2 separate regions of the Homo sapiens genome follow, and region 2 is linked to region 1. Evidence: chromatin loops called from intact Hi-C (ENCODE). Cell type or tissue: ovary. All regions are shown on one strand.

Region 1 (4,000 bases):
CAAGGCTCAACAAGCAGCAGAAGCACTGTAATATCTGCTAAGCAGGGCACCATCCACACTGCAGCACTGCAGCTTAATACCGAACCTACCGCTAAGTTCAGGGAAAGAGGCAAAACACCGAGTTCACCACACTTACTGAAAACCGAGTGGGTGTTTCATAAATACTTAGGAGACTGACTTAAACTAAACCCATCTTGATGGTACTCTTCCTGCCACTGCATAAACACTCTGGGAATGAAATACATTAGAGGAATTCTCCCACAATACTGCCTGCCTTACAAATGAGATTTAATTTTGAGACTGGCAGAACTGAAATCACAGTATTCTGCTGCTTGCACTTCAAATTCAATCACTCATTTTTCTGCACTGCTGCAGAATATTCCGGTGAAGGCCAGTAAGTGCGTAGGCCACCACAGCCTTATCCGTTCTTCTAGTACTGGGCATTTCCATTCTTCCCATTCTTCTGCAATGAAAGATTGTGCTGCAAGGAACACACAGCTGAACTCTTCCCATGTTTCCCCACATGAATTTTTTTTTTGGAGACAGTCTGGCTCTGTCACTCAGGCTGGAGTGCAGTGACACAATCTCGGCTCACTGCAGCCTCCACCCCCTGGGCTCAAGTGATCCTCCCACCTCAGCCTCCCGAGTAGTTGGGACTACAGACACATACTGCCAAACTTGGCTTTTTTTTTTTTTTTTTTTTTTTGAGATGGAGTTTCACTCTTGCTGCCCAGGCTGGAGTGCAATGGTGCAATCTCGGTTCAGTGCAACTTCCGCCTCCGGGGTTCAAGCGATTCTTCTGCCTCAGCCTCCTGAGTAGCTGGGATTACAGGCATGCATCACCACGACTGGCTAATTTTGTATTTTTAGTAGAGATGGAGTTTCTTCATGTTGGTCAGGCTGGTCTCAAACTCCTGACCTCAGGTGATCCGCCTGCCTCAGCCTCCCAAAGTGCTGGGATTACAGGCATGAGCCACCGCACCCGGCCTTAATTATTTTTATTTTTAAATTTTTTGTAGACAAAGGGTTTTACCATGTTGCCCAGGCTGGTCTCAAACTCCTGGGCTCAAGTGATCCACCCACCTCAGCCTCACAAAGTGGTGGGATTACAGGTATGAGCCACCAAGCCTGGCTCTCACATGAATTCTTAGAGATGATTCATGAGCATCATTTGCCTGCTTCCTGGGGTATATGTAAATATGTGTAGCTAAATTCTTCTGGAAAAGGGGCTGAGGATTTTCTGCTGCCATCCACCTTTGATGTAACTCCGCCAGCACTGAGTCTCAAGACTGAAAACATTCCCCCATGAACTGAGTAAGCATGAAATGATGACTTCTTGTTGCATATGCACTGTAGGCTGGGCGCGGTGGCTCATGCCTGTAATCCCACCACTTTGGGAGACTGAGATGAGAAGATCACTTGAGGTCAGGAGTTTGAGACCAGCCTGGTCAACATGGTGAAACTCCGTCTACGAAACACACACACACACACAAATTAGCCAGGTGTGGGGGCGGGTGCCTATAATCCCAGCTACTTGGAAGGCTGAGACAGGAGAATTGCTTGAACCCGGAGGTGGAGACTGCAGTGAGCCGAGATCACGCCACTGCACTCCAGCCTGGTGACAGAGTGAGACTCCATCTCAAAAAAATAAACAAATATGCCTTGTAAAATTTAGAGTTTGAACAATTTTTTCTTCTTGTAGTCACGTTATTTGTCTATAAATGTGTGTTATTTCTGAGTATTTGTGGCAGCTTTTCCTGAAGTCCAAATTGCCCATGTTGTTTTGCTGCCAGCACTTGCCCTTCCTCACATTTCCGGGACACTGATCCCTGCGCCTACCCAGCCCTCTGATCCTTTGCCAGCAGGCCTGCTCTTTTGCCTGCTTCCTCCCGTCTCCATGGCAGCAGCCAGGCTCTCTGCACAAGCCCCACCTCTGCCTCAGCTAATCCGGGCACCTCCCAACCGGGCTGGAGCCAGCCTGAGGAAAGGCAGCCTCCTCAGCTGACTGCTTCTTTGAACTTAGGAGGGATAAACAAGGAGGCAGAGAAAGCCAGTTTATAGCATGAGAAAGGTAAGGCAGTGGCCTAGGAGAAAAGTTTAAACATGAGGAAGAAATTGCTCTGGTCCTAGCGTCTGAGCACAGGCCATGACTGGGGCCAGCTCCACCCGCCTCTGGGTACTGAGCCACCTCCACATATGCTCAGCAAACTCTCCTGTCCAGAAACCTGGATCAAAAGGAGTCTTAACACAGACGTTTTCAGCTTTTATGTTCTTGAATATCTCTGTCTTCACCCTCAAGCTCAGGACGGTATCATTCCTCCAGATAATGGTGAGTCTGTTATATCCTATTAGATGCTCTACAGCTGCGAACTATGTATCTAACTCTTTAATCCATAAACAATCGACTTTCTTTTTTTATTTTTTTGAGACAGAGTCTCGCTCTGTCACCCAGGCTGGAGTGCAGTGGCGCAATCTCGGCTCACCGCAACCTCCGCCTCCTGGGTTCAAGTGATTCTCCTGCCTCAGTCTCCTGAGTAGCTGGGATTACAGGCAAGTGCCACCACGACCAGCTAATTTTTGTATTTTTAGTAGAGACGGGGTTTCACCATGTTGATCAGGCTGGTCTCGAACTCCTGACCTTGTGATTCCCCTGCCTCAGCCTCCCAAAGTGCTGGGATTACAGGCGTGAACCACCGCGCCCGGCCTGACTTTTAATAATTAACTTTTTGGCCAGGCACAGTGGCTCACGCCTGTAATCCCAGCACTTTGGGAGGATGAGGTGAGTGGACTGCTTGAGCTCAGGAGTTTGAGACCAGCCTGGGCAACACGGCAAAACTCCGTCTCTACAAAAAACACAAAAATTAGGCAGGTGTGGTGCTGGCGTGCACCTGCAGTCCTAGCTACTTGGGAGGCTGAAGTGGGAGGATCACTTGAGCCCAGGAGGTCAAGGCTGCAGTAAGCCTAGATGGTGCCACTGCATTCCAGCCTGGGAGACAGAGTGAGACCCTGACTCAAGAAACAAAAAAAGAAATTAATAATAATTAACATTTTGACCCACTGGAATACATTTGTATTGCAGAGAGAACGAATCTAAATTTGTTCTTTTGGGCCAAAGCTTTCTCCAATATCACGTATTCAACAAAGCTCCCCTTCTCTTGGCTCTTGGGGACCTACATCCTCACGCATTGGTGCAACCGTGTACAAGACATGTGCTCTGGCCCAAGGTGACACGCCTGCTGCCCCACTCCCACTGCAGGCACCGTGGCCTGCTCACTTTCAACAGCTGCCAGAGCAGGCAGCTCCCTGTATGTTTCCCTTCCTTAACACATCCTGTCCTATTACCAAATTCAGTTTCAAACCTAATTTAAGGCCAGCCTTTCAATACTCAGCAAAGCCATCAATAGGATTCTGGGACCTTAGTAAGAATCAAAACAACTTCTCCCATCTGTTAGGAGAGTGGCTGTCTCCAAAGCCCTTCCAAGCTATGAGCCGACCTAGTCCTACCTGATATGATGACAGACCTATGGACACGGCACATGTGGTGTGCACACAAGCACACACACATGTACACACGTGCACGTACGCACACACATGCGTACACACGCACGCATACACGGCCAGGTCAGCATGGAATGCGCTGACAGCCATGGGGCGCGGCGAGGCCCAGTAAGGCTTTGCAATCCGACTCCCGACGTGAGAATCCAGGCCACGCCACATTCTCACTGTGCAATTCTGGTGAAGCCTCAGGTTGCTCATCTATAAAATGGTAAAGATAACAGTATCTACTTCATTGGGTCACTGTGGGAAATGCAACAGGTGATATATGCACAGGACTTGCACAGTGTCCAGCACAGGACCCAAAACTGTGAGTGCTCATTCTCATGCTTACTGCTGGATGCAGCATCTGCTCCAGCTCTGCCCCACAAGACCCCACCTCTCCAGGGCCCGCAAGACCCCACCTCTCCAGCAGCCAGCAAATAGCAACAGAGGTCCTGGCATG
Region 2 (4,000 bases), 160 kb before region 1:
CAGAGTGGCCCTGGCCCTTATTTGAGGTGGTCACCTGGGCGCTGCTACTGCTACCACTCCAGGGCTGCTTCGCGGAGCCACTGTCTTTGGGCTTTAGCTCCCACCACTCCTTCCCAGCAGGCGTGGGTTCTTAGACTTCAGTGGACCACCTTTAACTGGAAAGCGTGCTTCCTTCCCAACAGAACAAGCGGACCAACTTGAAGAAGCCCAACTCGGAGCGGACGGGGCACGGGCTGAGAGTCCGGTTTAACCCCCTGGCACTGCTCCTAGACGCGTCTCTGGAAGGAGAGTTCGATCTGGTGCAGAGGATCATCTATGAGGTGAGCTGCAGCCGGGGACCAGTGCACGCTGCTGGGGGCGAGGGGATGGGCGCTCACAGGCCGTGTGTCCTAGGTGGAAGATCCCAGCAAGCCCAACGACGAAGGGATCACCCCACTGCACAACGCCGTCTGCGCCGGCCACCATCACATCGTGAAGTTCCTGCTGGATTTTGGTGTCAACGTGAATGCTGCTGATAGTGATGGATGGTGAGGCCCGTAGGAGTGTGGGGTGGACAGATTTACTTTCCCTGCTTTGCATAAGGAAAACAGGCGTGTTCTAGACAATTAGGAAGCACGGAAGAGAGAATTAGAGCAAGAACACCCATCATTTCATCCTTGAAAGACAGCTGTTGCCAGGGTTTCCTTGCCTTTTTTTCCAGCCTTTTCTCTTGATGATTTTGTTAAAAACGTGGCTGTGGTTATGCTCTTTCTGTGCCTCGTCATTAACATTGCAGTCTAAGCATTCTGTGAATCATTCCATCTTCCCCTTCTCATATGTTCCGTATGGACTCTTCACACTCTGTGCTCCGTGTGAAAAGCAGCCTCAGCATCCCCCTGGGTCAGGCATGTAGGTTGTCGCATTGTTCATTCCGTTTGCCTTCGGGAGCTCTGCTGCTGGGCGAGGCGTGTTGGTCTCCTGTGGGGGTTATTTTGAACTTTCAGACAGCTGACATTGTGCTGCATTTGAATCGTGGTAAAATACACATAACATAAAATTTCACATCTTAGCTATTTTTAAATGTGTGTTTCAGTGTGTTATGTACATTCACATCACCATGCAGTGTGGCGTGAACATCTGTGGATTGGCCATTTCTTAACCCATTCCCTGTGCCCCCTTTTCAAAATGTATGTATGGTCTGAAACAATTGGCTCATGGAAATCCTGCCTTTAAAGAAACAACACTGAGACTTGATGGCACAAAGGTGAACGCCTTCCGCGAGATTCCTTAGAGGGAAATCTCTGAGGGCCACGTCCTACAGGACAGGCAGTGCCAGGCCTGCACCTTCACCCACGCTCTATTCCAGGACGCCGCTGCACTGCGCTGCCTCTTGTAACAGCGTTCACCTCTGCAAACAGCTGGTGGAGAGTGGTGCCGCCATTTTTGCCTCAACCATAAGCGACATTGAAACTGCTGCAGACAAGTGTGAGGAGATGGAGGAAGGCTACATCCAGTGCTCCCAGTTTCTATATGGTACGCAGGGGAGGCCTGGGGCCACAGTGGTGCTGTCTGCTGTGGTACTGCCATGGCAACAGTCAGCCGGTGCCAGAGAAGCTTCAGCACAGCTTTCTGTTTGTTTTTTTTAAGACAGGAGACAAGGTCTCATTCTGTCACCCAGGCTGGAGTGCAATGTCGCAATCATGGCTCACTGCAGCCTCGACCTCCCGGGCTCAATTGATCCTCCCACTTCAGCCTCCCAAGTAGCTGGGACTACAGGCTTGTCCCACCACAGCCAGCTAATTTTTTGTACTTTTTTTTTTTTTTTGTAGAGACAGTGTTTCGCCATGTTGCCCAGGGTGGTCTCGAACTTCTGGGCTCCAGCGATCTGCCCACTTTCAGCCTCCTAAAGTGCTGGGATCACAGGTGTGAGCCACCGTGCCTGGCAGCACAGCATTCTCGAGCTGTTCCACCTTCTTCAGGGGCAGCCAGGATGTCTCACTCGAGTGAAGGTCACACTGCCCCTTGTTTTCATTCCTGAAAACATGTTTGAAAGTCCATGTTGTTAGAAGGATTCTGTGCCAGATTCCCAAGAAAACAAAATGACTTGGCTGTGCTTTGCATAGATGTTCTGTACCCTTGCTTCTGGAAGCAGGGCCAGCTCCTTTCCTGGGGTGGCCTGGGGCCCTGGCCATTCCCCGGAAACATTTGATGAATGAGGCTCATGTCCTAATTAAGCTGCTTTAGCCAGGGCCGCATTTTCCAAGAGCTGGAACATCTTCTCTATTCTGAGTATTAAACAGTCACAAGTCATTTATTCCACACATTACTTGAGAACATACTATGTGCCCTACACTGGACTCTAGGTTTGAAATTATCCATGAAAACAGCCATGTGATGCCCTCTTTGGCCCAAGCTCCCACAACAGAGCCAAGCAACAAACTCTCAGGCTGTGTGGCAGGGCTAGGGGAGGCACAGCAGCCCCCAGGTGAGTCCCGCCAGTGTGAGGAGGAGGCTGCCGTCACAGTGGCACCACCACAGGGAAGGGAAGCTCCCCATGGTCACCACAACTGGGTCTCAGAAGCAGAGTGTCCCACAGAAGGGCCCTTTCTTGGGAACCCACAAGTAGCTGCTCAGTCAGGGCTCAGTTGTGTGTAGTTTGTTCATTACCATCCAAGAGCAGTCACAGCTGCTCTAGCTAGTGACTTTAGAAATCTGTTCTGGCTGTGATTGCTAAGCGTCACCTTAAGAACAGCACACTCTTGCCCTGGGGCTCAGGAGCTCGTTTGTCCTGTCTGTCCTGCAGGACTTAGAAAGGGCCGGCAGCAGGAGCAGCAGCTGGGCCGGGCAGGGGAGGTATCGGGTGGGGGCCCTAGTCTTCAATAGTGTCTCATCTCCCTCGCTGGCCTCTGTGGGGCCTGCTGAGAGCAGCCTCGGCAGCAGCACGACTGTGTCCTGTTCCTCGAGCAGGGTCCCTTGCTGCAGGCCACCCTCTGCTGAGGCCTGACCATTGCTCTCTGGCTCCAGGGGTGCAGGAAAAGCTGGGTGTGATGAACAAAGGTGTGGCGTATGCTCTGTGGGACTACGAGGCCCAGAACAGTGACGAGCTGTCCTTCCACGAAGGGGACGCCCTCACCATCCTGAGGCGCAAGGACGAAAGCGAGACTGAGTGGTGGTGGGCTCGCCTTGGAGACCGGGAGGGCTATGTGCCCAAAAACCTGCTGGGGGTGAGCACTCAGGTTACTTACTGGGAAACTAGCTGCCCGTGTCTCTGTACAGCATGCGGTCCTATCCTGCTGTGGGGCTGGGGAGGGAGGCTTCGCTTCTCTGAGCCTCAGCAGCCCCCTCTGTAGAGGGGGAGGTGCCTACTTGGCAGAGCTGGCATGAGGCTCAGGCAGGGCCCCAGGAGGTTCCCCCAGCCATGCTTATGCCATGGAGGCCCGTGCGGAGGCTGAGTGCCCCAGTGAGGGGCCGCTCAATGAGCTCGGTTCATGATGAACTTCACCAAGTGGCCCGGCTCAGCCCACCCACACTTTCCCCAATCTAGAAATCTCTGCAGCCTAGAAATTTCTCCAGTGGAGGGAGAGGTGGGAACGTGCAGGCTGCTAGCTCTGTGTTGGACTTGTGATTCCCTCAGTCCTCTGGCAGAGGGAGCTGCCTCTGCTCTCTTTGTGCCCTGCAGAGCTGCCAGGGGCTTGCTGTTGAGCCAACGTTCTTGGCCAGGCAAACACAGCAGGGAGCCAGGCAGAGACCCTTGCCCAGGGGAGCTTATGACCTTGAGAGCCACAGGCAGTCACAAGTCTTTAGGTGGCATGAAGTGTTGTGAGAAAAATAGGATATTCTGGGGGTACAAGGCACATTTTAAAGAGGGCTGGGTGGGTCTCAGTGTAGAGGTGCAGCTGAGCGTAGGCCTGAGGGACAAGGGTGCTGCACGGCTGTCCAGGGTGGCTGAGGTGAGGAGCAGGGGTCGGGTCTGGCTGGCCCTGCTCCCTGTGTGTGGCTTCCTGTCCTGACGCGGCTCCGT

The links. Hi-C counts contacts between places; a loop is a spot of excess contacts. Peaks named below come from ENCODE experiments on the same cell type or tissue, not always from the same donor. Only the 100,000 strongest peaks of a DNase experiment are listed, where the experiment ranks them.
Region 2: a loop joins it to region 1, with 2.3 times the contacts of the local background. A loop is called at or near these places in 4 of 110 quality-filtered maps.

The regions. Positions count from the first base shown.
Region 1 is chr14:103,574,731-103,578,730 of GRCh38, reverse strand. All of the region lies in intron 3 of COA8 (cytochrome c oxidase assembly factor 8), which reads right to left. Among named protein-coding and RNA genes, the nearest start is that of COA8, 14 kb to the right of the region's middle. In ovary, no CTCF peak of the experiment used is centred here; a DNase peak (open chromatin) is centred at 1,910; H3K27ac peaks cover 640 bases.
Region 2 is chr14:103,735,206-103,739,205 of GRCh38, reverse strand. PPP1R13B (protein phosphatase 1 regulatory subunit 13B) reads left to right here. Exons shown (of 17, transcript NM_015316.3): 13 at 183-320; 14 at 394-527; 15 at 1,346-1,512; 16 at 3,004-3,203. Among named protein-coding and RNA genes, the nearest start is that of ZFYVE21, 21 kb to the right of the region's middle. In ovary, no CTCF peak of the experiment used is centred here; DNase peaks (open chromatin) are centred at 335, 2,185, 2,935, 3,585 and 1 weaker place.